Regions from separate parts of the Homo sapiens genome. Here region 2 is linked to region 1. A link is an interaction called in ENCODE POLR2A ChIA-PET data of the cell type or tissue named here. Cell type or tissue: OCI-LY7. All regions are shown on one strand. Each heading gives the region's core, and the rest is flanking DNA. Links, peaks and the distances in the headings are about the cores only.

The links. ChIA-PET counts read pairs that join two places held together with the same protein. Peaks named below come from ENCODE experiments on the same cell type or tissue, not always from the same donor. Only the 100,000 strongest peaks of a DNase experiment are listed, where the experiment ranks them.
Region 2: POLR2A ChIA-PET joins it to region 1 with 5 read pairs; 2 of 35 experiments call an interaction of 5 or more read pairs at or near these places.

The regions. Positions count from the first base shown.
Region 1 is chr21:31,898,124-31,914,800 of GRCh38, reverse strand. The region is part of intron 1 of HUNK (hormonally up-regulated Neu-associated kinase); the gene reads right to left. Among named protein-coding and RNA genes, the nearest start is that of HUNK, 33 kb to the right of the region's middle. RefSeq lists enhancers at 1,334-2,144, 6,239-6,772. In OCI-LY7, for the core only: no CTCF peak of the experiment used is centred there; a DNase peak (open chromatin) is centred at 10,720.
Region 2 is chr21:31,826,373-31,843,049 of GRCh38, reverse strand. It overlaps the pseudogene TPT1P1. Among named protein-coding and RNA genes, the nearest start is that of HUNK, 38 kb to the left of the region's middle. RefSeq lists a silencer at 14,742-14,929. In OCI-LY7, for the core only: no CTCF peak of the experiment used is centred there; no DNase peak of the experiment used is centred there.

The DNA.
Region 1 (16,677 bases), core at 5,847-13,846:
AATCCAGTAGGACCGATGTCCTTATAAGAAGGAGAAGAGACACCAGAACTCTCTCTGTCTCTGAGCCTGCACAGAAAGGTCATGTGAGGACACAGAGAGAAGGCAGTCATCTAGAAGCCAAGGGGAGAGCCTTGGGAGAAACCAACCCCGCTGGCACCTTGATCTCAGACTTCCAGACTCCAGGACTGTGAAACATGAATTTCTGTTGTTTTAAGCCACCCACTCCATGGTATTTTGTTGTGGCAGCCTGAGCAGGCTAATAGACCATCTGAGCATCCTACAATTCTACGGGATTCCCTGCAGAAGAGTAAAAATGTAAGAACAAAGGGCTAGCATTCATTCACTGCGGGCTAGGGCCGGGTCTTTTTTTTTTTTTTTTTTTTTTTTTTTTTGAGACAGAGTTTCACTCTTGTTGCCCAGGCTGGAGTACAATGGCAAGATCTCAGCTCACTGCAATCTCCACCTCCTGGGTTCAAGCGATTCTCCTGCCTCAGCCTTCCCGAGTAGCTGAGATTACAGGAATGAGCCACCATGCCCGGCTAATTTTGTATTTTTAGTAGAGACGGGGTTTCTCCATGTTGGTCAGGCTGGTCTTGAACTCCTGACCACAGGTGATCCGCCCGCCTTGGCCTCCCAAAGTGCTGGGATTACAGGCATGAGCCACTGCGCCCGGCCTAGGGCCAGGTCTTACAGTTCCTCTTCCACTCTCCTCCTGCCTTCCCCAGTCTGGGGACGTCACAGCAACAGCAGCTGGGCACACAGCCTCTGAAGCTGCAAACCCTGGCTCTGAGAGCATTCATCAGAGTCCTCAATAAGTGGTGGTCAGTAGGCTCTGCGTGTTTGGTTCAGAGGAGTGGGTAGACACGGAAGCCCAGACAGCCCCTGCCCCGGACTGCCACTCCCACTACTCCCTGTGACTACCTCACCAGGGTCCCTGGCACCCGGAGGCTACTCTCCCTGCTGACCTCTCACACCCTGCTTGCCCTCCCAGGTCCCACACCTCCTGCTTCTCCCCCAGTAGCCTCCCTGAGGTTCTATCCCAGGCCTTCCTCTGCTGGGGAGGCACGCGTCCACCCCTCCACTTCCAGCACGCTCATGACTGTCCATCTGCCCATGAGTGCCAATGCCTGTCCTGCTCACACCTCTTCCTGAGCTCTGACGTGCCTCTGGCCATCTCCACCTGGATAATCTGTGGGCCTCCGAGCCTGTCACCTCCCCCGGCCCCAACTCCTCTCTGGGGCTCCCAGCTCAGCCTACAGTAACCATCCACAGGTGGCCCTACTGTAACATCCTCCTCCAGCCACCCTGCCCCTATTCCCACACCTCATTCATCACCAAGAGTCTGTCACCTCCACCTTGGACAATTTCCCTCCCCTTCCCCTTCCTTCCTGTACTCCCCTGCTGCAGCCCCACCATCATCCCTCGGGCAGAGTTGGGCCTCCCTGCTAATCTCTCTGCCTCCTGTCTCCCACTCCCACCCAGCCCAGCCTGGAATTCCCTCCCACACACTCTTGGCCAGGTCAACCCCAATTCCCACCCGCCACTGGCCTCAGGTTACAGTTTGCTTCCCCATCCAGACTGGCTGGGGTCACTCCGGGCCTCTCCAGCTGTCACACCCATCACACACACGCTTAGCTGCTATGATACCCTCCACTGTACTTTCCATGAAAGTAGGAATGGTGTCTGACCTCCCAGCACCCTAGGACAGTGCTGGGCTCATGGGAGCAAGGGAAAGAGGGAATCAATGAATAAATGAATGCATGTGTGGAAAATCCCACCAGGGCACTACAGGAGGCCAGTATAAGTTCTTGGCCATCTCTACTACTGCCTTGGGAAATCCCACGACTTCAGCCCTCAGATTTCCCAATTACAATGTAGGCAGACCAGTGCCTTCCCTTCAAACATTAAAATCATTTAAATCAAATATGAGTGCTATCTGTGGACACCGTTTCAGCTTGTGTGCGATCGTGATGCAGAGTCGACAGACCTCTGTGTGAGAAATGTCCCCCAGGCAGATGGCTTGAGCCCAGGAGTTCCAAACCAGTCTGGGCCACACAGTGAAACCCCGTCTCTACCAAACAAATACAAAAACTTAGCCAGCTGTGGTGGTGCAGGCCTGTGTTCCCAGCTCCTTGAGAGGCTGACGTGGGAAAAGGGCTTGACCCTGGGAGGTTGACGCTGCAGTGAGCCGTGATCACACCACTGCACTCCAGCCTGGGAGACAGAGTGAGGCCCTATCTCGAACAAAAAAAGAGAAATGTCCCCTTCTCAGAGAGGCTTCCCCAACCAGCCTAATTACAACTCTACCCCTCTCCTCCCCCGACCGAGGCATTCACAATCTCCTAACCCTATTTTCCCCTGTAACTCACTAGGCTACAATAGGTTTTCCTTCGTCACCACAAGAAATTCTCCCATCTCCAGACCCCTGCTGGGATCAGCCCTTTTGGCTCCTTCTCACCCTTTTTCAAGGCCAGGCCCATTCTTTTCCTAGAACACTTTCAGAACCCCCTTCCAGGCACCAAACCCTCGGTCATTTCAAAAATGACTGAACCTGGCGTGTCCAGTGTCCAGCACCGCGTCAGGAACCTGGAAGGAGCTCCATCAGCATGCCCTGGATAACAACAGGGCCAGCATGGACCTGGAAAGAAGATGGGGAGGGAGGAACGGTGGGGGAAGGACAGATGCATGGCCACGGCCAACCCCAATCCCAGGTGTTTCTTCCAGATTCCAATTTGGGGTAGACAGCAGCCGTACAACTGACGCCAAATGCCAATGCTAGAAAGTAGGTACGAGGAGACCGAGCAGCTCTGGGAAAGTCCCAACAGAAACAGAAATTTAGGATCCGCGCTGAGCCCAAGGCAGTGACTATCGTCCCTGCTTGCCGTCCAGCCTTTTCCTGCTGCAGAAAATGGTTTCTCACTTCCTAAAAGTGTGACTAAGAATTGGGGACAGGACATGGGGAGAAGGGGTGGTGGGGAGACCTCACAGGCGCAGCATTACAGCAGGCGATCCATGACAGAAGGACCCTCATTCTTCACCACCAGCCCCCACACGCCCCCCTAAAATTCCTGACATGCCAATGTCTAATTCTGGGTGGTCCCCTTGGTAGGCACCCCATCTCTCTCCCAAACTTGTCTGAGCTGTCACCTTCTCCAGAGCAGCGAATCTAGAGGGACAGGAAGGCTACCCAAAAGTGAGGACCATGAAAACACACCCAGGCTCCCCGTGGCTCCCAAAGGAAAGAATCCACGTCATGAGGATGCCTGCGCCACTCCCATCAGGCAGCCCACGGCTCCCTCGGCTTGACCCGCCTCCTCGTTGTTCCTCAGCAGCAGAAACAGGGGTGTTCCCTCCTGGGGATCTTGGCCACATAGCACTCCCTCAACCTCTAAGATCCTGACGAAATGTCAGCTCTCAGAGAAGCTTCCCTGACTCACCCACTTATAACCACATCATCTGGAGCTCACAACCCCTGTGCCCCGAGGCTATTTGTTCCATAGCACTTATCACCTCTGAAGTCCCACAGAACTGAGTGAGCATGGAATCTGCCTGACGCTTAGAAGCCCCAGAAGGGAAGAGATGGTCCCTCACTGACATGCTTACCACATCCAGAACAGCCCCCGCACACAGGCGGCGCTCAATGAGTATTTCTTGAATGAATGAATCCACGTGCAGTTGGAAGAAGAAGAATCTATTAACTATTTCAGAATCTGTTATGGGCTAAGTCGTGTCCTCCCCCAAAATTCCAGCCCCAATGTGATTGTACAGTTGACCTTCCATGGGTTCCAACCTCAGATCAGAAATGTTGGGGAAAATAATTCACAAAGTTCCAATAGGCAAAACTTGAATTTGCCGCATGCCAAGTGCTAAGTTGAATCCACGTGAATGAAGTGATGTGTAGGCATTGCATTAGGTATTCTAAGTAAGGTGGGGATGATTTAAAATATACAGGAGGATATGTATAGGATATATGCAAATATGACACTATTTGTTATCAAGAACTTGAGCATCCTTGGACTCTGGTATCAGAAGGAGATCCTGCCCAGCACTTTGGGAGGCAGAGGCAGGCAGATCACCTGAGGTTGGGAGTTCGAGACCAGCCTGGCTAACATGGCAAAACCCCGTTTCTATTAAAAATACAAAAATTAGTCAGGCGTGGTGGCGCATGCCTGTAATCCCAGCTACTTGGGAGGCTGAGGCACAACAATCACTTGAACCTGGGAGGCAGAGGTTGCGGTGAGCCGAGATCGCGCCATTGTACTCCAGCCTGAGTGATGGAGTGAGACTCAGTCTCAAAAAAAAAAAAAAAAGGATATCCTGAAACCAATCCCTGCAGATACAGAAAGATGGCTGTATTTGGAAACAGGGCCTTTAAACAGGGAAATAAGGTTAAATGAGGACATGAGGGTGATGCCCTAATCCAACAGGACTGGTGTCTTGATACGAAGAGAGAGACACCAGGGATGAGAATACAGAGGATGTCTGTGCGAAGACACAGTGGGAGGGCAGCCTTCAGTCAGCCAAGGAGAGGAGGCCTCAGGAGAAACCAAACCTACTGACCCCTTGATCTCAGGTTTCCAGCCTGCAGAACTCAGACAACATCAATGTCTGTTGTTGAAGGCCCCCCAGGTCTGTGTTATTTACTGTACTAGCCCCAGCAAACCAAAGCAGAACCTTTATGAAACCTTTATGATGGTTATTAGTAATAACAGAATGGCTTGCTTTGTAAATCTCATCATAAAAATTCAAACCTGGTTGACAGCACTGGAGGAAATGATTTGGGCAGGGTGGGCAAAGGGAAAGCCCCCAGAGCAATGAAGGAAATGACAAGGGCCTGAGGGCTCCCGGCTCCCGGCTCCAGCCCAAGCCTGAATTCCGCATAAAAGGGCTGAAAACTGTGGTGATTAGCATGACCCAGTGGGGAGTTTTGAAAATAAATTGGTTTCACGCCATCTTCCAAAGAAACGATGTGGGTAAATGCATCCGAGTGGAACGTGCTCCTGTGTGGACAATACTTATTTAACAGAAAGCAGAAAATAGCCTTTGCTGGCTTTATAATTAATTTCAGTGTTGCTCCGATTTGCAGAGAAACGATGCTAGACAGCAAACACACACATCCCTGTCTTTTACAGGGGCCCATTAATTGCTGCTATTTATGTAGCAGGGCTCAACTGCCTCTGACCCCTGGCTCCCCACTGGCCACCCTCCTGCTGCTGAGCTAAAATTCGCCTTTTTGTTGAGGGAAAAAGTTTCCTTCCCCAGTTTAAACAACAAAGCTCATTAGGACTGATCTTGGCGATGCTAACAGAACCAGGTGCTGGGCAAAGGCAAAAAGCAAGACTAAGGAAAAAACAATGGCAGCTCCCAACGCAGGGCTGGGAAACCCTCCCACGCCCACCCAGGGGAGTTCTCAAGCCACTTTCCCGGGGATCCTCTGCGCCTGGGCTCCAGCCCCAATTCAGTAAGCAGATCACCCTGGAAACGTATCCTGCTGGTGAGAGACTAGAAACTGGTTCCTGCAAGAGAGGAATGCAAAACGGAGAATATTGAGATAGCAAGGTAGAATTGCTGGGCTGTACAGACAACGGTGGGGCTTGTGCAATTGCTGGAATTCTTATCAGAAGGCTGCTACTTAGTTAAAATATGTGTTCTTCCTTTGTCCAAGATGCATTTATTATCCACAAGGATAAAATTAACCCTCAGTCCCTCCGGAGTGCTGCCCACTTACAGTGCACAAAACTCGGGAATCTTAAGGGGAGATGAGTATTGTTAAAACAGGTAATGCTAGCATCCTGTCTCTTTGGTTTGGAAAAGTGTCAAAAGGGCCCAGTTTACAAGTTTTTTGAGACCGTGTGTGATTCATCTTGGTATGCCCCAAAATATTTAACTCCTGAAACACAACTGATAAATATATTGGCAAAAAAAACCCTGAACACCCAATGGTCTTAAATCCTCAGACACTCCCATTCCCCAGTAGCCCTGTCTGTTCCCAGTCTCTTCCAACTCTGCCCCATCTTTAATCATCCAGAGTGTAACTCCGCAACAACAGAGAGGAAGCCTCAAATGACATAATCTAAAAGCAAACAGATCCACGGGATCCAAAAAACAATGGGCTGGTTATGCACAACCACCCCTCGCCAGCCATGACGGGGAACTTGCTGAGAATCCCAGCTGGACACCCCGACGTGGTGGGCAGCCTGCACCCCACTCTCCCTCCCTGCCTTTCAAAAGTCACACATTCACAACCGTTCCTCCTCGCTGAGGCCTGCCTTCTCCCCACCTGTTGCCCGACCGGTTCATCCCCTTTCCCCTTGCCCCTCCCCTACGATGGATTGCCAAGTCTCCTCCGAAAGGTTCCTTCCTGGCCACCACCCTGCCCTGGCCAGCCTCCTTACAGGCCCCTAGCACTCCCCCACCCTCCCGGCTTTCAGCACTTTCACGCGCTGAGGCCCCACAGTCTTCTTTCTAAAGACAGTTACGGTCATCGTCTAAATAAAGTCCAGATTCCTCGATGAGAAGTTGAAAGTCCTTCATGATCTGCTGCCAGCACGCCCCCACTCCCACCCACACCTCCCTCTCCACTTTTTTTTTCTTGGAACAAAGTTTATTTTGACTAGCTTACATTCTATCAATTTTTGTTTAGCCCAATTGCCTATGGTCAAATAAAATTTTCATTCTTTAAATGCTTTTATACAATAGTCATAGTGAGACACATACTCCTTAAGTTTTTGTTCATTTAAAAAAAATTTTTTTATTGCGGTAAAAACACCTAAATAAAAGTTACTGTCCTCACCATTTTTTTTTTCTTTTGAGATGGAGACTCGCTCTGTCACCCAGGCTGGAGTTGCAGTGGCGCGATCTCAGCTCACTGCAACCTCCGTCTCCCGGGTTCAAGTGATCCTCCCACCTCAGCCTCCCTAGTAGCTGGGACTACAGGTGCCCACCACCACGCCTGGCTAATTTTTGTATTTTTAGTAGAGACAAGGTTTCTCCATGTTGGCCAGGCTGGTCTCAAACTCCTGACCTCAAGTGATCCGCCTGCCTCGGCCTCCCAGAGTGCTGGGATTACAGGTGTGAGCCAGCACGCCCGGCCCATCCTCACCACTTTTAAGTGCACAGATCAGAGGTGTGAAATATGTTCACGTGGTTGTGACTCCTCTCTACTTTTTATATCTTCCAGGTATGCCCCGTGCTGGCTCCCTGCTTCTCACATGTCCAACTCATCAATGGTCCCCACCTGGGCACTATCACTCTTGGTTCAGAGGGAACAACCGGTACCTCTGAGCAATCTCAGAATGGCACAAGAGAATCCACAGGAGACATCCTCGCCTCAGCCACATGTCCAGTGCCATCCAACCAAGATCTGTAAGCCACATAAGTCATGTTACATTTCCTAGTAGCCACAGTACGTAAAAGGACACAGGTGAAATTAACTAACACTCTATTTCCTATAACCCCATTTATCTAAAATATTATCATCTCAGCATGTGACCAATATTTTGAAATTCTTAAGGAGATATTTTGCATTTTTTTTTCATACTATGACGTCTTGAGATCTGGTGTGTGTTTTACAATTGGAGCACATCTCAGTTCGGACAAAGCACATTTTTTCTGTTTGTTTGTTTTTGAGATGGAGTTTCACTCTTGTTGCCCAGGCTGGAGTGCAATGACGAGATCTCAGCTCACTTCAACCTCTGCCTCCCAAGAAAGAAATTCTCCTGCCTCAGCCTCCCAAGTAGCTGGGATTACAGGTGCCTGCCACCACACCAGGCTAATTTTTCTATTTTTAGTAGAGCCGGAGCTTCACCATGTTGGCCAGGCTGGTCTCGAACTCCTGACCTCAGGTGATCCACCCACCTTGGCCTCCCAAAGTGCTGGGATTACAGGTGTGAGCCACCACACCGGGCCAGACCAGGCACATTTCAAGTGTTCAACAGCTACATGTGGTGAGAGGCAACTGTAAGGGACAGGGAAGTTCTGGCTGTCTGGCTTTGGGCAAACCACACACCCTCTGAGCCCACGGACCAGCTGACTGCCTGCCTGAGACCTAGCACTCAAAACACAAAGTCTGGGCCAGGTGCAGTGGCTTACACCTGTAATCCCAGCACTTTAGGAGGCTGAGGTAGGCGGATCGCTTGAGCCCAGGAGTTCAAGACCAGCCTGGGCAACATGGTGAAGCTCCATCTCTACAAAAAATACAAACATTAGCCATTTATGATGGCACACATCTGTGGTCCCAGCTACTTGGGAGGCTGAGGCAGGAGCCTGAGCCCGGGAGGCAGAGGTTGCAGTGAGCTGAGATCGTGCCACTGCATTCCAGCCTGGGCGACAGAGCGAGATTCTCTCTCAAAAACAATTAAACAAACAACAACGGCAACCACAAAATCTGGAGAATGAAGGAAGGAAGAAATGCTCTGTTTTCTCATCTGCAAAGTGCATATGAGATTACCAGTCACCCACATTTGTAATGAGAATTAAATCATGCCTTTTGGAACCCAGCTGAGGTCAGAGTCCCAGCACTGAGAAATCCTAGGCAAAAAACTTAACCTCGGTATGCCTCCGACTATTCATCAGTAAGCCGGGGATAATAATGGTGGCCAAGGTAAATAATGGAAAGTGCTTGCACATAGTGACCATCCATTAATTGTAGCTAAAACTGAGCCAACAATAATAACAACACAGTGGAATTAAGATATAGCTAATAGATGCAGATGATGCTAAGGGGAAATATCAAAGCAAGCCAGTGCATGGCAGGGGCAGCAGTGCAAAAACCCAGGGGAGGGAGAGACACAGCAGCTCCAGGAAAAAAAAAAATTAAAATAACAGTCGTACACTAAACTGAACACAGGAATCCTTATCACAGCTCCTCCCAGCCCCAGGCCCGCTAGTGACCCATTCACAGGAGGTCCTCAATAAACCTCTGCAGATGGCTTCTCTATGCTATGAGAACACGAGGCTTCCTTCCTCCCCCACTAAATCACACACTAAACATCGGGGCTAGCCCCCATGCCTGTGTTCATGAGAAAGGGAAAAGTAGGTCTTTTTTCCACTCTGCCCTGATTTATTCATGTGCGTTTATGGTGTCCGTCTGTACAAAGCAGAATTTGTGTTCCTGCAATGACTCCATAAATCCTCCTGGCCTCCCTGCACTGGCTGGGAATAATGAATGCTCTGCTTCCACTGACAGCAGATAATGGCTCTCAGGAAGGGCCAGGAATCCATAAGCAGATAACAGGGAGCTCAGTGGGAGGTGGGCGCAGGTTTGCACACACGTGTGCACATGGTGGGAAGAACGACATGGAGATCATAAGATGCCGGCCTTGACTCCTTTTTCTTTTTCAATACATTTTGCTCTTTCAACCATTTTAATTACTATCTCCCAGTGTGTTTGTTTGCTAGGGCTGTCACAACAAAGTATCACCGACTGTGTGGCTTACTGTCTTACAATTTTGAAAGGATACAAGTCTGAGATCAAGGTGTGAGCAGGACTGGTTACGTCTGGAGCCTCTCTCCTAGGCTTGTAGGTGGCTTTAAAAAGTAACAGGTGAAATTAACTAATAATCTATTTCCTATTACCCCATTTATCATCTCCTTGTGTCTTCATGCGGTCTTCCCTATGTGTCCGTGTCCAAATTTCCTCTTCTTATAAAGACACCAATTAGATTGGATCGAGGCCCACCCACAGGACCTCACTTTAACTCAACTACCTCTTTTTTTTTTTTTTAGACACAGTCTCACTCTGTTGCCCAGGCTGGAGTGCAGTGGTGCAATCTTGGCTCACTGCAACCTCTGCCTCCCGGGTTCAAGCAATTCTCCCATCTCAGCCTCCCGAGTAGCTGGGATTACAGGTGTGCACCACCGTGCTGGCTACTATTTTTAGTACAGACAGGGTTTGAGGCCAGGCTGGTCTCAAACTCCTGACCTCAGGTGATCCGTTCACCTTGGCCTCCCAAAGTGCTAGGATTACAGGCATGAGCCACCACATCCCGCTCAACTATCTGTTTAAAGACTATCTCCAAATCGAATCACATTCTATGGTACTAGGAGTTAAGGCTTCAACATGTGAATTTGGGGGTGGGACACAATTCAGCCCATAACACCAGTAAAATTTATCACGAATTCTAGAACTAAGGAAAAAAGAAATAGATCTAAAACACGGAAGACCCACGGAAACTCCGGAGAGGAAGCAACATGACTCAAGGAAACGCCAACAATCCCAAGACATCTCCAAGCAAACCTGATACTTTGAGTTCCTTTTCTCTCTGTCACATGTTTTCCCAGCTTATGACTTTCTAAATACGATTTTAAGCTATTAACTTTTCTGCAAATAAGCCTATCGCTGGCATCTTTGGAGACATCTCTACTTCTTGCTTATCTTTGCAAAAAGAGGTCACCATCTTTTTATTTGCATTAGTCACCTTGGATTTTCATTTTCTCAGCTGCTTTCAGTGAGGCATAAAGTTTAGGAAACATCAGATAAATGTAGTTTCTACTCTTTACCATTTGTTCAACCATTTAAAGTTTAGCAACATGTAAACAGAGACAGAAGGGGCCCGAAGAGTAGACCCAAAAAGATTTCCTGAAGCAAAATACATGTCAAAATCTCCTGGGATTTCAATATTTGAACATAAAAGGCCAATCTTTTGTGGTGAATAGCCATGATTTGTATACTAGATGGAGAACCGAGACTAATTGCTTAGCTTACAGGAAAAGGGGAACTCAAAATACCTCCATGAAGAGGTACTTAAACTCTTGCAGTAACTGTAACTACTGGATGAGAAATTCACAGCTACCAGCAAGTGGGCTATTTCTTTAGTTGATTTTGTTTAGTTTTCTTAAACAGCATCACGACTGAAGAGTAACATCATCTAAATCAGCTATCAGAAAACAAAAAGAAGAAACTAATGACTTTCAACCAATACTGTTGATCCCATTAGATACAACCTGAGGACGTTTTAGAAAAACTAACTTAAAACATTCCTCTTACTTTCTCCAAAATCTTCTGGGTCTCATCTTGTGAACATGCAGAAATAGCACAGTCCTTTTGAAACTGTGATCACTGAAGGAACAATTGGGGGTTTTACTTTTGTTTCCGTTAACGGAGGGGTAAATTTTATTTAATAGAGGTTTGGGGACTTGCCTAGAGTCACACAGACAATTCCAAGACTGAAACACAAACATTTCTGTTCTATCCAGGACACTAACTTTCAAAATTCTTTTAAAATATAGACTTCTTATTCATCATTTAGTCAACCGCCTAGCTGTAAAGGTAATTTTTTTTTTGGCAAGAGTAAATTAATCTGTGTGGCCAAGAATGAAAATTATTTTCAACTCCACAGTATTTTTAGTACCTAGCGAACATTTTTTACTATTCCAATGACTAAAAAGTAACTAATGAAACAATATGAAATATACACACGCAGCACCATGAATATTTATATAGTCAAGTTCAATAAAAGAATTATTTCTAGAGAGCAGAATATCATCGACTTCAAAGGGATGTTTTCCACTTACAAGAACTAATCATTATGAAAATACATTTTAAATTCTGAGATATCTTTTTTGATTTGTGGTGGAGGGGTAGCTGTGATTGGAGTTATTATTCTCAGTTTATGATTTTCTATCCCACTGGGCCCCATGCTCTGAATTTGGGTCAAGCATAAGTTATCCATTGCTTTCATCAACATTAATGGAGCTTTGTTATGTTAAAATCATGTTAGAAAGAGTTTAATGTGGCTTTCATCGAATCAAGATTTATTGGTTGCAAATTCCACCTCTCTCCCGCACCGAGAAAAAAAAAGTAAAATTAGACACTTTGATCATGATCACATTTTCAAAAGTGGATCAGTAGTGTTAATCTCATTATATTAAACACATTTTATCATTACATAAAGAAAAGATTAATAGTGTGAGAGCTTATAATTAAGCAGCACACAGGGCGGATCTCCATGGTCTAGAAAATCAATAAATAAATGTAGGCAACTGTCTGATTAACTTAAGCTTAGTAAATATTCCAATGGCTGGGAGATCCATTTAGTGGCCTAAATTAACTAGTTTAGCTGTCAATAAGCATGCAATTGATGAGCTCTTTGGACAATCGCCATTTCTCTGTAAATTTCATGGTGTGAAAACAAAAAGGCCTATGTGTGGACCACAGCATGAAGCCATATAAACCTCCAACTGGGACTAGTTTCATTGAATAAGCACTTGACCAGCAAGACCCTACGAAACACTATACATGCTTCATGTAACTCCCACAAGCCCTACGAGGAAGAAGATTTTTTTTTTTGGAGATAGAGTTTTGCTTTTGTTGCCCAGGCTGGAGTGCAATGGCACGATCTTGGCTCACCGCAACCTCCGTCTCCCAGGTTCAAGTGATTCTCCTGCCTCAGCCTCCTGAGTAGCTGGGATTCCAGGCATGCGCCACCACGCCTGGCTAATTTTGTATGTTTAGTAGAGATGGGGTTTCTCCATGTTGGTCAGGCTGCTCTCGAACTCCCAACCTCAGGTGATCCACCTGCCTTGGCCTCCCAAAGTGCTGGGATTACAGGTGTGAGCCACCGCGCCCGGCCGTGGCCAACTTTCTTAATCTGTGTGAACCAAAAGTTTCCCCTCTGTAAAAAGGGGAAATAATGGCATATTCTTCCTCGTAGGGCTTGTGGGAGTTACATGAAGCATGTACAGTGTTTTGCAGGGTCTTGCTTATCAAGTGCTTATTCAATGAAACTAGTCCCAGTTGGAGGTTTATATGGCTTCATGACTGTGGTCTACACCTATGCCTTTTTACAGAGGGGAAACTTGCCCACAGTCTGTCCAGCTGGGACATGGTCAGGCATGGATGTGACTCTCAACCGACAGCTAAGTAGCCCCTTGCCATCTAGAGGGGTGGTATGACCTGGTTGAGGCCTGAGCTGGGCCTCAAATAACCCAGTGGGTTATTTGATCATTGTGAACACCTAAATCAGGTAGTAGTTCAATGTGACCAAAGAAAAACAAAAACATCTTACTCTCCAAATTTGTCACTTTAAAAGCATAATTCCCATATCTCTACACCATGGACATCCTCGCAAGACAACCTATGCTCTCCTGGCATACAGAAGTAGCCTTACTACACCTGAGCATCATAGTTTAGTTTGCAGAGGGAGAAACAGTATAGGTGAGAAACAGAACAGGTGAGCTACAAGTTTAAACATTAGCTAAATACAGATGTGACTGGCCCTGGGTCCTTAACTTTGAGACTTCAAAGCTCCCTCTGAGGCGGCCTGCCAATCTCTGTGGCCTGTCAAGCAGAGGTGACACAGGCTGCCTGCTCAGCCCAAGCTCATCATTCCTGCCACCAAGCCAAGGCCTCCACATCAGAGAACTCCTGGCAATGCATTAAAAGCCAGGTGTACAAACCGGGAGTTGCTTTCCCAGGGCCTAGAGGGGGACAGTACAGGTGAAGATGGTCACACCCTTCTACTCACCACTGAGGGTGTATCTCTACCCTCTGCAAACCTCAGTGACCAACCAAGTCACCCAGCAGACACACCCCAGACTCTACAGAAGAACTCAAGCTGAGAACCTGTTATGTGTTTGTTATGTGTCCCCCAACAAATTTCATGCTGAAGTCCTAACCCCCAGCAGCTCAGAAGGTGACCTTGTTTGGAAATCAGGTCATTGCAGATGTAATTAATTAAGACGACATTATTTGTGTGTACCCTAATCCAATATGACTGGCGTCCTTATAAAAAGGAGAAATTTGGACACAGAGACACACAGAGAATGCCATGGGAAGGCTGGAGTCGTGCTGCCAGTAGCCACGGAAGTGCCAGAAGCTGGGAGAGGGGCCTGGAAGAGACCCTTCCCCAAAGCCCTCAGAGGGTGCAACTTGATTTTGAACTTCCAGCTCCTTCTGGGTTACCGTGAGACAGTTTCCGTTGTTCTAAGGTCTGTGGACACTTTGTCATGGCAGCCCCAGGAAACGAATGCAGTACTCAAGGGCTACAGGCATCTGATCCATACTGAAACTACCCTGGGAAATTCTTCCCAACCACTCCGTGTCCAGTCCATCAGAAAGTTAAACAATAAACACGATAAACCCAAGGCTGACTCTGGATAAAGGCTTACTTCCAGAGTACTGATTAACTCAGGTATCACTGCACGCGCAGGGCTCTGTAGTAGAGTGCTGTTGTTAAGAGAGCCAGACTCGAAGAGGAGACCTTTGGACCATGACAAAACCTCAGAATTGTAGCCAGAGCTTCCACATGGAGACCTGCATTCTACCGAGTCTGTCAAAGTACCCACTATTCGTGAAAAATCATGACGAGCACAGTAGAGTTTGTGTGTGTGTGTGTGTGTGTGTGTGTGTGTGTTTCAGTAACTAAGACCTGGTTCTAGCCTAAATAATCCTGCAACCTGGGAGGCAGCTACCACACGCTTGCTTGTGCTCAAGATGTTGCATGGAGTAAGAGAGGTGACATGGAGACAGAACAAAGAGCGGGGAGAAACTACCTCCAGCTGGGCAGAGGAGGGCAGGCTCCAGGAAGAACTAACGTGGCATTTCAGTGGGGCTGGAAGGAGCTAGGAGGGTGGGCCTGGAGAGTTTGTGGACTCATTAGAGTTCATTTCTAGGCAATTAGGATGGATTATGCTGCGAGGAACAGGGGATGGGGAGAATGAACGAGGATTAAACTAGACTGTGTCAAAGGGACTCAGTAGGAGATAAAAATCAAAAAGCAGCCAGAGGCTGGGAGCAGTGGCTCATGCCTGTAATCCCAGCACTTTGGGAGCCCAAGGAGGGTGGATCACTTGAGGTCAGGAGTTCAAGACCAACCTGGCCAACATGGTGAAACTCCGTCTCCATTTAAAAAGAAATTAGCTAGGCATGGTGATAGGCACCTGTAATCCCAGCTACGTGGGAGGCTGAGGCAGGAGAATTGCTTGAACCTGGGAGGCAGAGGTTGTAGTGAGCCAAGAACGCACCACTGAACTCCAGCCTGGGTGACAAGAGTGAAACTCTGTCTAAAAAAAAAAAACACACAGCAGCCAGAGGTGTAACTTACAGGAGCTGAATAACCCAAAAGGGACTGAGAAGATGGAGGAACCAAGATGGTGCTGAGCAGGAGTAGCAGGGAATGAAGAAGAGGCAGATTGGTCAGTGGCAAAGGCAACGAGTTTGGTTTAGAACACATTATAGGTTAAATTGGGTTTCCCATAAAGATACATTGAAGTCCTAACCACCAGTACCTCAGAATGTGACCTTATTTGAAGATGGGGTCATTGCAGATGTAATTAGTCAAGATAAGATCATAGTGGAGTAGGATGGGTCCCTAATCCCATAGAGCTGATGTCTTTACAACAAGAGGAAACACAGACACACACACACAGCAAAGGTCACGCGAATTTGCAGGCAGAGACTGGAGTGAGGCATCTACAAGCCAAAGCAGGCCAAAGACTGCAGGCAACCACCAGAGCTAGGAAGAAAAGAAGATTCTCCTCCCCTACAGCATTCAGGGAGAGCATGGCTCTGCCAACGCCTTGATTTCATACTTCTGGCCTCCAGAACTGTGAGATAATAAATTTCTGTTGTTTGACACTACCCAGTTTATGGTACTTTGTTATGGCAGCCCAGGAAACTAATAGAGAACGTTAAAAGGGAAGATCTAAGTAAAATCAGTGCAGCAGGAAGTCGTTGCCAGCCTCGACTTGTTAAATCATTTCCTCCATGGCACCAAGTGCAGAATGAGTTTTTCCCCTTTTATACTCATAAACCTACCGAGAACAAGGGAAGAGGGTGGGAACTTAAGAGCAGCTTATCATCATTCAGTTTCCACGATAACATACATTACAAGTGTTTGTAACGTTAAACCATAAAAGAGAATAAGCTCACAGATGGTATTTCTTAAGAGGAGCCTAACAAACTATTTAGGCATATTGATCGGATGCTTTGTGGATATTAAAAGCTTTGCTTTCATATCAGTCTTCTAGCATCAGTAGACACTGCCCTTTCTCTCAAACTTCTCAAACTCATTCCAAGCAGAGCTGGCCTGACATTAATCATCCTCTCTCCTTACACTTCCAGAAGCTTGGACCCCACTCCTGCCCTGTTCCACCCCACTCCACAACAAAGCTCAATGCAGGGCCTCTCCATAGGGGTGACCAAAAGACGGGAGAGTCCTCCAGGGTCGAGAAGAAAAGTGAGCTGAAAAAGGCACATTCAGTCCACCTATTTTTGCCCTAATAAAAAATCCACGGCCGGGCGTGGTGGCTCATGCTTGTAATCCCAGCACTTTGGGAAGCCGAGGTGGGCAGATCACTTGACGCCAGGAGTTTGAGACCAGCCTGGCCAACATGGTGAAACCCTGTCTCTACTAAAAATACAAAAAATTAGCCAGGCATGGTGGCGGATGCCTATAGTCCCAGCTACTCGGGAGGCTGAGGCAAGAGAATCACTTGAAACTGGGAGGCGGAGGTTGCAGTGAGCCGAGATCGCGCCATTGCACTTCAGCCTGGGCAACAAGAGCGAAACTACGTCTCAAAAATAAATTAAATAAATACCCACAAAGTATAAAGCTTGTCCTAATGGTAATCACAAAACATAAAATGGTTTTGCCCAGGTGGGGTTTCACTACAGAGTATATGGATTAAAAAATAAGACTGAGAAATACTGCCCTGTGTGACTCACCTCTCGGCCTT
Region 2 (16,677 bases), core at 5,328-13,327, 71 kb after region 1:
TACATAAATATGAAAATTAATACAACTAAAGAACCAATGAGTCAAAGAAGAAATCACACAAGAAGATACTTTTAGATAAATGAAAATATCTACCAAGAAAAGAGATTAATAAATTTATTGATTTATTATAAATTTATAAATGAATTCTCATTTTTTTTAAAAAAGCAACTGCAGAGCTCTTAAAAAAAATTTTTTTTTTTGAGACAGAGTCTTGCTCTGTTGCCCAGGCTGGAGTGCAGTGGCGTGATCTTGACTCACTGCAACCTCCATCTCCTGGCTTCAAGCAACTTTCCTGCCTCAGCCTCCCAAGCAGCTGGGATTACTGGCATGCACCACCACGTCCAGCTAATGTTTGTATTTTTAGTAGAGACAGCGTTTCACCATGTTGGCCAGCTGGTCTTGAACTCCTGACATCAAGTGATCCATCTACCTTGGCCTCCCAAAGTGCTGGGATTACAGGTGTGAACCACCACGCCCAGCCTTTAAACTTTTTTTTAATTTTTATTTTTTTAGCTCCCAACCTGATTTCTGAATGCAAAGCTTTTAAAATACTATTTTTTGGGTTTTTCGTCTTCCAGACAGTTTTCAACTCACATTGACACTGATTTTCAAAGAGCAATAATCAAGCCTGCTGCTCTATGATAGTACTAAACTGGAAAAGGTTTTATTACTAATTTTTACGGCTGCCATATGGAGCTGAGGCATTAGGAGAGGGAAAGAACCAACCTACTGTGCCCAGCAGAGAGGGCAGAAGGTGAAAAACACCCCAAATTCACTCTTCTACCTTCTCATCTTTAGCCAGTGCCTTCCGCTGGCCAAACCCCAATGGAAGGCAGATGTTAAGGAAGCCTTCTGATGTAGTCTATAAAGATGAACCTTGCAGAACACCGAGTAAGGTGGAGAGCTGGAGAGCGGAGATAGAGACACAAGTGAAGAATGCCCAACACCCATTCTTATGTCACTTTGCATGAGATTTAAAGTCAGAGTAGAAGCCGAGTTGCCTAATTGGGAACCAGTTCGCAAGTCTTGGGTAGGGAAGGGCAGAGCAACTTGATCTGCCATTACATTAAAACAATAAGAAGTACATCAAGGTACCTTTAGAAAAACAAGGGGTCCTGATTGCCAAACAGTGATGTCCATCATGGACATCTTTTAGAGCCTTTTTTTTTTCTTTTGAGACAGTCTCGCTCTGTCACCCAGGCTGTAGCGCAGTGGCGTGGTCTCAGGTCACCACAACCTTCAGTTCCTGGAGTCAAGTGATTCTCGTGCCTCAGCCTCCCAAGTAGCTGGGATTATAGGCATGCACCATCACGCCTGGTTAATTTTTTTATTTTTAGTAGAGATAGGGTTTTGCATGTTGGCCAGGCTGGTCTCAAACTCCTGGCCTCAAGTGATCTGCCCGCCTCAGCCTCCCAAAGTGCTGGGATTACAGGCATGAGAAGAGCTTTATTTTTAAGGATTTTAATACTGTTGTAATCCCAAACAACTGGCTACACCACAAAAATGAAAAAGAAATGGATTGTAAAACCACTTGCACCCGATCACTGGGTCTTCCCTATCCGTGACTGGTTAAATATGGGGCACAGATCATGAAGTCAAGAGATCGAGACCATCCTGGCCAATATGGTGAAACCCTGTCTCTACCAAAAATACAAAAATTAGCTGGGCATGGAGGCATGTGCCTGTAGTCCCAGCTACTTGGGAGGCTGAGGCAGGAGAATCACTTGAACCCAGGAGGCAGAGGTTGCAATGAGCCCAGATCGTGCCACTGCACTCCAGCCTGGCAACAGAGCAAGACTCCATCAAAAAAAAAAAAAAAAAAAATTCCAGTGAAAGGTAAATAAATAAATAAATAAATAAACCTCTAAAAAATTCTAAAGAAATTTTGCTTCTCTCTTTCGCGGAGCTCCATGTGAGTATATATGTGGGTTGGGGAGGGGTAGTTGACAGCTCCAGTCTAGGTCACAGAGTTGTATTTTTTTAACTTTAAATGTATTTTATTTTTAGACAACCTATATATGCTATGGTTTTTTTTTTCCTCAAAAACAATGCCTCTACTCCAGATAAATCATGGTCAAAATAAAGTGCTCAAAGTGACATCAGTCCCATTTGTCTTCAATGGTGTTGTGTGGATGACAAGTGGCAGCCAGTTATAATGACAGGTGATAGATCAAAGCAATTGCCAAATCTGTTAACATTTTTCCATTTCTAAATCATCCTTAAAGAAAATCATATATGGGGTCACGTCATCTTCCTGGTAGTCCAATAGAGCCAGCATGCCATCTGGATTCATGTCCTCACAAATAATGAACTGGTAGTTTTTGAAATTAGCAAGGATGTGCTTGATTTGTTCTGCAGTCTGTCATAAAAGATTTTACTTTTTACGGTCTCTGTTCTTCACGTTTGCCTTTGACTCTTCTCACGTAATTTTTGATGTATTTCCTGTAGGCTTCTTTTGCGGAGCTGGTTTCTGGCGAGTGATGTTTCATGATGATAACAACAGCATCAAATACTGTGCTTTCTGTACCTTTACCCTAGGGGTCTTCAGTGGAGGCATTCTCACTAATGGGCAAGTCTTTGATGTTACCCTCTGTCCTACTGACCTTTTTCCCCTCCATCTCAAGGCACAGCCTGTCCCTGATCTCCAGGATCTTTGTAAAAGTCAGAGGATACCTCTTTGTGGCTGATGAGATCTCGGTAGGTAATCATGAAGGCAGCTGGAGGGAGTCGACGGTGGTGCTAGCTTAGCAGGAGCCTGGAGCTCGGAGCAAGCTCTGTGCAGCTGGAGCAGTGCTCAGGCGGAAGTAGAGAGCAGGTGGCAAAGCCAGAGTTGTATCTCTTAATGCCAGTGCAAGGGATATTGACTTCCAGGTCCTTTCTGTTGAACTGAAGGCATGGGAGATGGGGGAGAGAGTCACGGTTCCCTTCTGCAAGTTCTACCAGCAACTATAAAAACAACTCTGAGCACAGCATTGGCTGATGGACCACTTCCCCCAGCTAGTACCACCCTAGTGGGTATGAGCACTGGCATGGCCTGGAAGGCATTGAAATCTTTCCCTCTGGTGACATCATCAAGGGAGTACAAATAGGGTCCTGATAGTTAAATTATCTCTGATGGTAATTTCTAGAAATTGCAAGTCTGACACAGGGTGCAAGCAAGCTAGATTAGCTGTCATTAAGTCACCTTCCTTCATGTTTTAACACAGACTCGAGGAGTCTTTGCACACGAAGGAATCTTAGAGATAACAAACAAAACAGCTAACATCGAGAGGTGCTTATATTCCAGGCACTGTTCTAAGGGCTTTGCATAAAATGATCACCAAACATCCTCATTTTGCTAATAAGAACCTGTAGCACACAGTGGTTAAACTAAGTTATCCAAGATCACTCAGCTGGTAGGTGGCTGATCCAAGATCAAAATTAGAGTCCTTGCTTTCTCCACTGTGCCATACTGCTTAGAAATAACCTAGGCAACATTAAACTCAAATGTCAAATGAGGCAACTAAGACTGGAGAGAACAGAATTGTCCAATGTCACACAACTAGTTACTGAGAAAGCTAAAATTAGACCATCTTCTGATTCCCACGCCATGGCGTTTTCCATGATACAATGGAGAAAGGAGAAAATTCCACTATTTGACAGTTGCCTATTCTACCCACTATGACATGGAAGCAAAAATGATGAATGAGCGAGAAACAGAAGAGAACATCTAACTGAGCTCTGTATTTTATCTAAGTCTAGGACTTGATATAATTCCCCTTTTCTTTCTTTGGGGTTGCTTGAGCAAAGCTGACATAAATAGCTCTCTATGTTCTTCTAATACTGGAGGGCACCACACAGAGCAATAAGCGTATGCACCATCAGAAACAGTATGCAAATTTGAATGTGAAGAAAACTCATTTGATTCTCCATCTGTCTCCCTGTTTAATTACTTAGCCATAAATTAGCACTTTTTACTAACTACATTCAGCAAATATGATCAATTCGCTGACTTTAATGTCAAATAAGGAATACTTTTGACTTTCAAGTATTTAGCCTTTTAATTTACATTCACATTTTGAAATACAAATTAACTGTTGAAATCTACCCAAATACAATGTTGGAGGACTTTTTTTTCTCTCTTCTCATTAATGACATTTCTTTGATTGAATCATTGATGGGATGCTTTTTTTGAAACTTGGTTTTTCCCCCTAAAGGGCAAGAAAAGAAAGCACTTTCAACATTTAAAGGAAATAATTAGGAAACATATCATGAATAGTGTGAACTCGGGGCCTTAAAGACACAGCGCCTGTAAGCCTGCTCACATTTGCTTATAGCCTAAGGCCACATCCTGCCATCTCTACTTCACCAGGCACCAAGCCACCATCCAGGCCCAAATGGAAAAATAGATAGGACGAGACAATTTCTGGTTATTCTATATTCTTAGAATAGCAGGGATGAGAACAGGCCCTCAGAGGTAGAAACTGCTTAAGAAAATAGATAATAAAATAACCATATAAGTGTATATACCTAAGCAGTACACTGATATCTTGCTGCTCCTTATTCCTTGCCAACAAAATTCCAATTTTATTTAGGAAGGTAATGTGCTCAGCTTCAGGCAATGGATCAGGATTGGTTAAAGCCAATCATGACAATCCTATTCCCTAAGGTTCCAGTTCCTTTTCACCTACAGAGAGCCATGGGATACAATTCTAATTAACAAAAGATAATGGAAAGTCTTCTAGGGCTTCCTGGAAAGCTTCTGTCTTCTCAATATAAGCTCTGGGGTGCTTCTCCCACCCTTTCCTGTTATGAATGTAGATGTGATATTTGGCGTGGTGAAGCCATCTTGAGATCGTGAGAGAAAGACAAAAAGTACTGCAAGGATGCCAGCCCTGAGATCTTTGAGTGCCTGAACTAATGCCAAGAGCCACCTACCTTTGGACTTCTCGTTGTGTGAAAAAATAAATCTTCTGTTACATGCAACTGAATGCATTCCTAGCCTATATATATATATAGCCTATATATACATATATATGTATATATAGGCTATATATATATACACACACACACATATATATATGTGTGTATATATATGAGCTGCAAAATATATTTAACTACAAAAGTGATAAAGTACATTAACAAAAGGGGAAAACTTACTGGAAATCTAAGAGCTAGTTCAGTGTCTGCTTTCCAACTGAGCCTCTAAACACCCAGCTGGTCCAATTTCAGTTCCTCAATTGGATGCTGATTCATCAACCCACTAAGACAGTGGGTTCTAAAGTGTGGTCTCCAGGCTGGAACAAATGCAAGAGAGATGTGTTGGTATTTTGAATGTTGTGTTCAGCCAGCTCTGGGAGAAAAGATAGGCAATGAACATTCTGACTGATTTCCCTGCTCCAACCTCACCATGTACAGAGTGTTGAGAAGTTATTAAGCCTCCTGGCTAAGGAGATTCAAGGTTAGCACCTCTGGAACCAGGTAAGAAGCCTTCCCAATAATTCTAATAGTCCAGGAAAAAAAAAAAAAAACAGAGTTGTACCCAAAGTGATCTACAGATTCCAAGCAGTCCCTGTCAAAATTGCAACAAACTGTTTTGCAAAAATAGAAAAACTGATCCTCACATTTATATGGAATTCCAAGGGGGCTCTGGATAGCTAAAATAATCTTGAAAAAAAAAAGAACAAAATCAGAGGGCTCAAGTCCCAATTTCAAAACTTACTTCTAAAACAAAAGTAATCAAAGCAATGTGGTACTGGCATAAGGGTAGACATATAGACCAATGGAAAAGAATTAAGAGTCCAAAAATAAATCCATGCATATATGGCCAATTGATTTTTGACAAGGATGCCAAGACCATTCAATAGGAAAATAACAGTCTCTTCAACAGATGGTGCTGGGACAACTGAATTTTCACATGTAAAAGAATGAATTGAAGTTGGACCCTTATCTTACACCATATAAAAAAGCTAACTCAAAATAGATCAATGACCTAAATATAACAGCTAAAACAATAAAACTCCTCAAAGGAAATATAAAGGTACATTTCTGAGCCCTTGAATTTGGCAATGGCATCTTAGATATGGCACCAGAAACACAAGCCACAAAAGAAAATATAAATAAACTAGACTTGATCAAAATTTGAAACTTTTGTTCATCAAAGAACATTATCAAGAAAGTGAAAAGACAGCCAACAGAATGGGAGAAAATATTTGCAAATTACTTATCTCACAAGGGTTTAGTATCCAGACTATATAAAGAAATCCTGTAAGTCAACAACAAAAAGACAAACAACTGAATTAAAACACGTGCAAAGGACTTGAATATACATTTCTCCAAAGAAGTTACATAAATGGTTAATAAGCACATAAAAGATGCTCAGTGTCATTAGTCATTAGGGAAATGCGCACTAAAACCACAATGAGATACCACTTCACACCTAATAGGATGGCTGCCATTTTTAAAAATTGAAATGAACAAATATTGTAGAGCAGGTAAAGAAACTGGAACTTTCATACTTACTGGTAGGGATGTAAAATGGTGCAGTCTTTGTGGAAAACAGTTTAGTGGTTCCTCAAAAAACTAAACATAGAATTACCATATGACACAGCAATCCCATTCCTTACCCAAAAGAAGTGGCAACAGTGACTCAACCAGATACGTGTACACCAGTGGTCATTGCAGCATTATTCATAATAGTCAAAAGGTAGAAGAAACAACCCGTGTTCATCAACAGATGAATGGATAAACACGATATGGTTTATTCATACAATGAAATATTATTGAGCCAAAGAAAGGAATGAAGTTCTGACACATGCTACAACATAATCGAACCTTGAAAACATTACGCTGAGTGAAATAAGCCAGACACAAAAAGAACTTCCGTATTTCTGTTTAAGAAGTTCTGTTTAAGGTGATGAAAAAGTTTTAGAACCAGATAGATAGTGTAACAGTTGCACAACATTGTGAGTGCACTTAACGACACTTTAAAATGGTTAAAATGGATAATTTTATGTTATATATATTTTACCGCAATAAAATAAATATAAGCAAACAAACAAAAGCAAGGTCCCCAAAAGCTGGGACCCAGAGCCCTGGTAAAAGGTATCACCTCCAACCTTTCGGTGTGGGCACTGTATTAGTCCATTCTTGCACTGCTATAGAGATAGTATCTGAAACTGGGTAATTTATAAACAAAAGAGGTTTAATTGACTCACAGTTCCACATGGCTGGGGAGACCTCAGGAAACTTACAATCATGGCGGAAGGCAAAGGAGAAGCAAGTAACTTCTTCACAAGGTGGCAGGAAAGACAGAAGAGCCCAGGGGAAACTGGCATTTATAAAACCATCACATTTCATGAGATCTCCCTCACTATCACGAGAACAGCAGCGTGGAAGCCACCTCCATGATCCAGCCACTTCCCACCTGGGGTCTCTCAACACCTGGGGATTACAATTCAAGATGAGATTTGGCTGGGAACACAAAGCCTATAGAACACAAAGCCTAACCATATCAGCCACCTCTCTTGATGTCCTGCTCTTGTCTTCATGAGAATCCAAGGATTCCTGATCAAGAGCTCCGAGCTAATGCTTAGCTACAAGAATGGAGTGTCTTAAGGTTGCTGCCCTGAGGAAGTTACTGGGGTTTTTCCCTCCCTTTTAATTCATGAGCATGATTAGTTATCATTGAGGTATATTTCTCATGGGCTTTCTTTCTGACAGAAGATCTACAGACCAATGTTTGAGAAGCACAAAAAGCACCATGGTTTGACCCCAAAATTGAGTCTAATCATGGAACCCTTCTCAGTTTGGGTAGCTGAGTAATCCAAGTGTCTGCTGACTAAACAGGCCCTATTCATATAACAGTAAGGGCTGTCCTTCCCCTATTTTCTTCTTAATTAATTAATTAATTAATTAATGTGTTTATGGTTTTTTTAACTTTTATTTTAGGTTCAGGGTACATGTGCCTAGTAGGTGCAGGTTTGTTGTATAGGTAAATTGCATACCACTGGGGTTTTGTGTACAGATTATTGCATCACCTGGTAAGACGCATAGTACCAAGCAGGTAGTTTTTTTATCTTCTCTCTCCTCCCACTTTCCACCCTCAAACAGGCCCCGGTGTCTGTTGTCCCTTCTTTGTGTCCACGTGTTCTCAATGTTTAGCTCCCACTTATAGCTGAGAACATGCAGTATTTGGTTTTCTGTGGCTGTGTTAGTTCGCTTAGGATAAGATCAGGCTTTTCTATGTAGAGCCCATGTGCTCCATGGCTACTCAACTCAGTTGACTGGAGTACAAAAGTACATTATTAGAACTTTTATGCTGATTTCTTATTTTTACCCTATTTTTTGTAATGTCAATAATACATTAGTACAGTAGCATGCATATTATATGTGTTATATAGTTATAAGGTTCATCCTTGAATAATGTGGAGGTTAGGAGGGCTGACCCCGTCGTGCAGTCTAAAATCTGTGTATAACTTTCACTCCCCAAAAACTTCACTACCAGTAGCCTATGTTGACTGAAAGCCTTACCAATAAAATAAGCAGTTGGTTAATACTAATTTTGTATGTTCTATGTATTAGACACTGTATTCTTAAAATAAAGTAAGTTAGAGAAAAGAAAATGTTATGGAAATCAAAAGAAAGAGAACATATATTTACTACTCATCAAGTGGAAGTGGGTCATCATAAAGGTCTTCATCCTCATGATCCTTGCATTGAGCAAACTTAATGTAGAATCAATCAATTCCATACAATGGAATATAGTGTCCATGTCCAAAATTTTTCTTTACTGATAGAGGTGCCTGAGCAGAAATGGTAAGACACCACTGCTTTAGTACCTCTGGCGAGAAAGAGGGTGTGGGTGTGTTGCTCCCCACTTTGACTGGGGCTTGCTTCAGCCAGCTTCCCTGCCTTCCTGCCTCCCAACTAAGGCTCTCAGTTCCCTCTCTGTGCACCCTCTCCGCAGACCCATCACCTCCTCACCCACTTCTGGTCCAAGACCAGTTTGTATAACAGATTTACTGGGGATTGGAGGGCCATTGAAGGGCATTATGATTTATAATGGCAAACAACTTAAATAGGCAACATCACAGTTCTGAAAAGTTTCTTGTTTACTCCCACCACTGGGAACTTTTCTCAGCCCATCTTTTCCCCTGGCTCTGGCCTCCTACCAGTTCACTGGGCTCCTCCTCTCTCATGAGAGAGCCTCTTCCACTTTTAAGAAGCTTCTAGGCTGGGCATAATGGCTCATGCCTATAATCCCAACACTTAGAGAGACCGGGGCAGGAGAATCACTTGAGCCCAGGAGTTCAAGGCTGCAATGAGCTATGATCATGCCACTGCCTCCAGCCTGGGTAGCAGAGCAAGACCTTGTCGAAGAAAGAAGAAGGAGGAGAAGAAGAGGAAGAAGAAGAAGAAGTTCTAGCAATTCTAGATTCTTATTGCTTGATCACACATAACAATGCAGTACTGTCTTTGCTCACATCACTTCTTCCAAACTCTAGCCACAGAGGTGGACAACCAAAATCTGCCTACTAGGGTATTCCCATAGACCAAAAGAGCAGAGGTTTTTTTTTCCCTAAGTGGATCCCACAGTCTTTCCAGACAGTGATTTCCAAAGTGTGGTCCAAGAGCCTCGAACACCTAAATCACATAAGTACTTATTTAAAACACAGATCCCAGGGCCCCAGTCTAGTGCAACTGAATTCAGTGAAAGCTGAGGTTTAACCTAGGAATCTGCCCCTCCAGGTGATTCTGATGCACACTGAGATTTGAGAAGCACTGCCCTGCAGGTAGATGACTCAACTTGCAGATAGTTATTGTTCTTTTAGTTACAGTCGATTTGATACTGAATGTGTTTGAGCAAATTAATCTTTTGCCCTGTCTTACCCATTCCTTTGTGTTTTGACTATTTTTCCAAAACACATCTTGAACTGGTGTTTAAATGCAACCCTGCAGGGGAATGGGCCCAACAGGTGCACACTTTGGTGAACTGATAGTGCTTCTGCAAAGATTAAAAAAAAGGCATCCCTTCTGGGGACACAGCTCTACACAAGAGCAAGACACAAGCCAAACAGGTGTGGGCTAGGTTCAACTGGGGACTCTTGTCAACAACTTACACACCCTTGCCTTTGGAAAAACCAAGTAAAATAATAATTATCTTAGCTCTTCTTTCAGGTTTGTGCTATCCTGAGGAAAATGGGCAGGAGCTAGTGCCTAAATTTCCTGGAACTGGGACAGCAAATAGCTGAAACATCTGCATTGAAACTACTGCAATGAGTTTATGTTCTTGATTACTACTGAAGAAAAAAATTATTCTGACACTTGTTAAAATGGTAAGGAAGACTTTATTTGGGATTATTGCAATTTGTGTCAAAACTACTGCAATAGAGGAAGGAGATTAGGCTCATCACCAAATATAGCAAAGACATCTGGGGATTTATAGCCAGTGAGCAGGGGAGAAGGTCAGTGGAAGGGAAATTACTACGAGGAGACATCAGGGGTATGAGGACTCTCTAAACTGACTTAACAGGATGCTTGCTGAAGGCAGCCCAGGGTGGTAAGATAGCAAGGGTAGGGGGACTCTGTCTAAATGGACTTAGCGGGATTCTTGCTACAACTGAGCTAGGCAGGCCTGGCAAGAACAGTGGCCAAGGCCGAAGCCTAGTTGAAAAGAGGACTTGGAGGAGCCTGACTGAAGTTTGGCCAAGTAGAGAGTCTTTGGCATTACTCAGTGGCGTCATGGCTTTCCTTCTTGATTACTCAAAGGTGTCATTGGGTCTGAAACACCATCGTGCCCTCAGTGGCTACCGAGGTATGCAGGGTGGGTTCTTCCTGCACTAAATGGCCCCAGGAGATGCCTTCTCAGGTTGTTAAGTCTAGCTGTAATATTTTGGTCGTCACTCTTCTGATTATTCCAGTAGCTGTTGTCTTTGCTCTTGTCAGCATGCTCGATTTTCCAATTTACTGTTCCAGTCTGCTGTGAACTAGGGAATCAGACTGCTCGGTATGTGTGAAATATGTCAAATTAATATGGTAGAATGAGGATGCTAGAATTCTGGTTGTTTATTCTGAGAGACGCTGGGCCAAATTCCCCTTTAAAAGCCTAGTGCTACTTCTCCTCACCATTTATAATTCCCCCTTCTCATTCTGGGGGGACAAAAGAACAAATTAACACAGACAGATGTTGTATTTAAGGAATAAGAACCGCACATACCTGGTTCAGAGAGAGAAATTCCACAGCACTGCAAGAAATTCAACACATAGAGGCTTGCAAAGCCTGTGCAAGAAATCTATCCCAAAGACCAAAAAGGGGCAGGCCTAGTCATGGAGATGTGATTAAATGCTGTAGCTGTCAGTCACATTTGCCCCAAGAGAGGCCCTGAAAGTTCCAGCACTTTCCCCTCCTGAGCAGATCCCAGTTTCAGGGTCCCCTACAAGTTGGTGGCTCTTGTGTTGCTTAGACTCATGCAAGCATAAATGATCTCACCAACAGAGCACAGATCTGTGTGATTATAGCTAAAAGATGTATTTTTCTGAGATGGAATTTCACTCTTGCCGCCCAGGCTGGAGTGCAATGTCATGATCTCAGCTCACTGCAACCTCCGCCTCTCAGGTTCAGGCAATTCTCCTTCCTCAGCCTCCTGAATAGCTGGGATTACAGGCACATGCCACCACACCCTGCTAATTTTTTTATTTTTGCTAGAAATGGGGTTTCACCATGCTAGCCAGGCTGGTCTCGAACTCTGGACCTCAAGTGATCCGCCCGCCTCGGCCTCCCAAAGTGCTGGGATAACAGGCGTAAGCCACCGCGCCCAGACTAAAAGATGTATTATAATTTCTGAATGAAAATAAAGAGAGAGCAAAATGACTCTTTGAAGAATCTATGTCTGCAGACATCCTACAACATTTATCCCATCCCCAAGAATTCACTGGAATTAAAGGAAAGACTCCACCCCGGATTTTGGCCAACAAATACAATAGCTTTTCACATGTTTTAAATTTAAAATAATACTTCTTTTTAAACTATTAGGGTCTAAAATAAGAATAAAGAGACTGAATGAGAGCCAGAGGAGTTTTCCTGCGAATAAAGGTGAACTTCAGGGCATGAATTTTAAGACACTTAGGCTCACTGACTCGTAAACTTTCTTGCTTTCTTCTAGGCTCTTGGGTGAATTCCAAATGGAACTGGAATTCACTGTGTAATAAGTTGCTCCCCTTTTAAAAATCAATATGAATAATTTTCATTTAGAGATTGTTGCTCTAACACACAATTTTTTTTTTTTTTTTTTTTTTGGCCCTGGCGAAACAGGAAACACTGAATTTCACATACGGGGATAGGAGATTTCCCTCTGCCAAGTCAAGGCTTCTCTTTCTACTGAGGGATAAACAGGCAGCCCTTGCTTGCTCTGATGGTGAGAGTTTACTTCCTGTCTTCACTGTCCTCACCTGGATGAGTGCAAACCATCTCTCTGGTTGCTCCCTGAATATGGAAACATTGTGGGCTCACTCCCACCCAGTATTTTTCAATCATTTTAGGCTATAAATCTTAAGAATGTGTGTGTGTGCATGAGTGTGTGTATATGTGTGTATGTAAAATCAAAATTAAGTTTCCACAAAATAATACTTACCCCTTGTATTAGTTTGCTCAGGCTTCCATAACAAAGCATCACAGACCAGGTGGCTCAAACAACAGAAAGTTATTGTCTCACAGTTCTGGAGGCCAGAAGTCCAAGATCAAGGTGTCAGCAAGGGTGGTTCCTTCTGAAGCCTCTTTCCTTGGATTGTAGATGGTTGTCTTCTCCCTGTGTCCTCACATGGTCTTCCCTCAGTGGGCGTTTGTGTCTTAATCTCCCTTTCTTATAAAGATACCAGTTATATTGGAATAGGGTCCACCCTAATAACCTTATTTGACCTTAATTACCTCTTTAAAAAACTCTATCTCCAAATAAGGTCATATTCTGAGCTACCGGGGGTTAGGACTCCAACATATGAATTTGTGGGGATATGATTCAGCCCATAGCACTCCTTATGCATGTATCCAATGCAGTCTGGCATTTTCTATTCTATTCTGTTTTTCAAAATTACATATTCAGTTGTGCTAATTTGATTTCACAATCCAAAAACTGGGACACAACCCAATAGTTTGAAAAGCACTATTTATCACTTTGATTGTGCCCTTTGGCTTAGTAATTGGCAAATATAACCTTTTTTGTTTCTTGAGTTGGAGTCTCGCTCTATCACCCAGGCTGGAGGGCAGTGGCGTGATCTCAGCTCACTGCAACCTCTACCTCCCAGGTTCAAGCGATTCTCATGCCTCAGCCTCTCAAGTAGCTGAGATTACAGATGTGCACCACCGCACCTGGCTAATTTTTGTATTTTTAGTGGAGATGGGTTTCACCACGTTGCCCAAGCTGGTCTTCAACTCCTGACCTTTATTTGGGCCTGCGCCAGGCCCAAATAAAACCTTAATAAGGAGTCAGAAAAATGGCCCTCAGATCCCAATCCTTGCCTGTCCTCAAGAAAACTTGCTGAAATGCAAAGAACAAAAGCTTTGGGTGAGACACCCCCAGACAGAAATCTCACTCTTATCACCCGCTGCGTGCTCCTGTTCTGCGAGAAAGCTGAAGGCTGTGATTAGAGGGGCCACCCAAACATTTGACTTCTTTCCTTTCTGACTTCCTAAGTTCAAGATGGTGAGCCCTTAGGCTCTGATCCCAGAATAAAATGTCGGTCATGCTATGTCCTGTGGTCTCCCCAGAAACGATCAGACAGTGATCACAGATCTGAGCAGTAACTCCTCAAAGGAAATTGCATTCCTTGTTCAAACAAATTCCTCCATAAATCAGAAACTTTGTTCTCTGAGAGTTTGCTTTACAGCCAGCCCTCTTCACCATGCCTCAGAGAACTGTGTTTCATGTTATATAAAGGAGTTCCTATAATTAGTGTTTCTAATTTGAATTATTTTTTAAAGGATTGTTAACATCCTTACCTTTTTTTTTCAATTTAATTCCTAGTGAATTAATTCTGAGTGAATTGCTCTTGTGCATAATTAGATTTTTTTCTTTTGGAAAAAAAGTCTTTAAAGTATAAAAAAGGCAAGCTGGTTATTAGGTATGAATTTAAATTATTGCCACCTACATCTCCATGTTCAATGAAGTGTCTTGGGTTGATGACATCAAATTATTCACTCTCCCCAAGGAAGGAAGAAAGGTGTTGTATACAAAGCTGAAGATGCTGGTATATTCCCTGTGAGAAATTATGTACATAGAAGAGGAAAGAGTAGACCCAAGATTTGGAAACCCCTAGGTTAAGAAAAAAGGAAAATTCAAATGCAAGTGCCCAGAAAAAGCCATGTACACAAGACAACCTGTATTAGTTTGTTTTCACACTGCTGATAAAGGCATACTGAGGCTATGTAATCTGTAAGTAAAAAGAGGTTTAATGGACTCACAGTTCCATGTGACTGGGGAGGCCTCACAATCATGGTGGAAGGTGAAAGGCGAAAGGCACGTCTTACATGGCAGCAGACAAGACAGAATGAGAGCCAAGTGAAAGAGGTTTCCCCTTATAAAACCATCAGATCTCGAGAGACTTATTCACTATCATGAGAACAGCATGGGAATAACCCACCCCCATGATTTAATTACCTCCCACTGGGTCCCTCCCACAACACGTGGGAATTATGGGAGCTATAAGTCAAGATGAGTTTTGGGTGGGGACACAGCCAAACCATATCACAATCTAAAAGGAAGCCCTTGTTTGGAAAGGAAGAAATACGGGCAGCATGGTGCATCCAGCAGCTGGGGCCGCAGACACTTTCATCAAAACCCACATTGGAGTACTTTCCACTTCCTAGCTAAGGAAATGAGGTGAGAAGTGCACTTGAGAAAGAAGTAATGCCAGCATCATTTTTAAGAAGAGAAAGGACACTAGTGGTGGCTGAGAAAAGCATTTCTGCACTATTCTTGAACTACATGGGCCTTCCTTCCTCTGCATCTTCCCCTCTTTCTCCATCTTGTCCAGGCCTGCATGCAAGTTTGCATTATGCCTTTCCCATGCGCTTTTTTCCATCTCTACCATCTCACCCCATTCTCTCATCCTACTACCCCATTTCCCATAATATTTGCCTTCTCCCATAATAGTGCCTTTTAGAGGCATCTTCCTGAATTTTTTAACACCACCCCTAAGTCCTCACCCATTCACCCATTCACCTTTACCCCACGGCATGGAACCTAGGGCATGCTCTTAACCCAGATTCAAGATTTTGTAGTAAACACACTGCTGTGCTATGCCTTATGAGATGTTATCATCTATAATAGAAAAATGTATTGCTGGATTACAAGCAATTCTAAAATCTCAGAGGCTTCCACATCAAACCTCAATTTCTCGTTTTGGTTACATGAAGGCAGCAGGTCAGCTGTGGCTTTGCTCCAGGGGTCAGAATGTCTTCAGGTTGCCTCTGTATATCTTTTCACTTTGGGCCCCAAGGTTAAGGAACAACCCCTTCATTCTGTAAGCCAGAAATAAAATCCTAAGCCTTCCAACCAACTTAATGGATCCCCCTTTGGCCAAGAAACCTTAAAAACTGAGTTCTTAGCCATGATGGGATGGGAGGTCAGACATGCCTCATGATGCCCCTTACCTTTTACAGTTTTGTTGTCGTTGTTCTTGTGGTTTGAAACAGGGTCTCACTCTTCCACCCAGGCTGGACTGCAGTGGCACAATCATAGCTCACTGCAGCCTCTAGCTCTGGGGCTCCAGCAATTCTCCTCTCTCAGCTTTCCAAGTAGCTGGGCTACAAGTGTGCACCACCATGCCCAGCTAATTTTTAAATTTTTTTGTAGAGATGGGGTCTTGCTATGTTGCTCAGGCTGGTCTCAAGTTCCTGAGCTCAAGCAATTCCCCTGCCTCAGCCTCCCAACGTGCTGGGGGATTATAGGCGTGAGCCACCACACGCAGCCCCTTTTTCAGTTTAGACACAATGCTGACAGTCAATTATGTTAAAATATAGATGATAAGACATAAGAACAGACTATTTGTGGCAATGGGATGCCAATTTGTAAACAGAACCTAAGGCCATGAGAGGCAAGGTTAAGTCACATAGCCTCCACTTAAAGAATACAGCATGTTCTAACTACCACAAGGTTTTTCTTTGTCTTTAGCAGTTAAATAAGCACTGGCTTATTTAGATAAGCAATATTAAAACAATTACAGCTCATCCTCCTCTAGATGCTGACTAAATAACCCCCTGTTCCACAAGCCGTAACTACAGCTTTGAGTGGACAAGGGACAGATTTCAATAACTTTCTCCTGATAAGACGACCGCTGTGTATGGACTGGTTCCAGCCAGTTTACAGAGGCTGCACACTGAGTGCCCACTTCACCTTTTGACATACAGGGCCTAACAGTCATACATGGAAATGTTGAGTCTCCACCCCAAAGTGAACATGGGTCACTTGGAACACATGTGTGCTTGTCATGCATGTGTACAACCCCCTTTCATGAATATTCATAGCTCCTCCTATATCCTGTTGAATATGTATATAAGCCCAACCTATTCAGCTTACACTCCTGTCTTTCCTCTCTTTTCCTTGAAGTTCCTGCTAATAGCTTCAACAGGAGACTCCTCTCTCCAACCTGTGAGAACGGCCACCTTGTAGGATATGACCTTGATATGAAATAATGCTCTCCTTT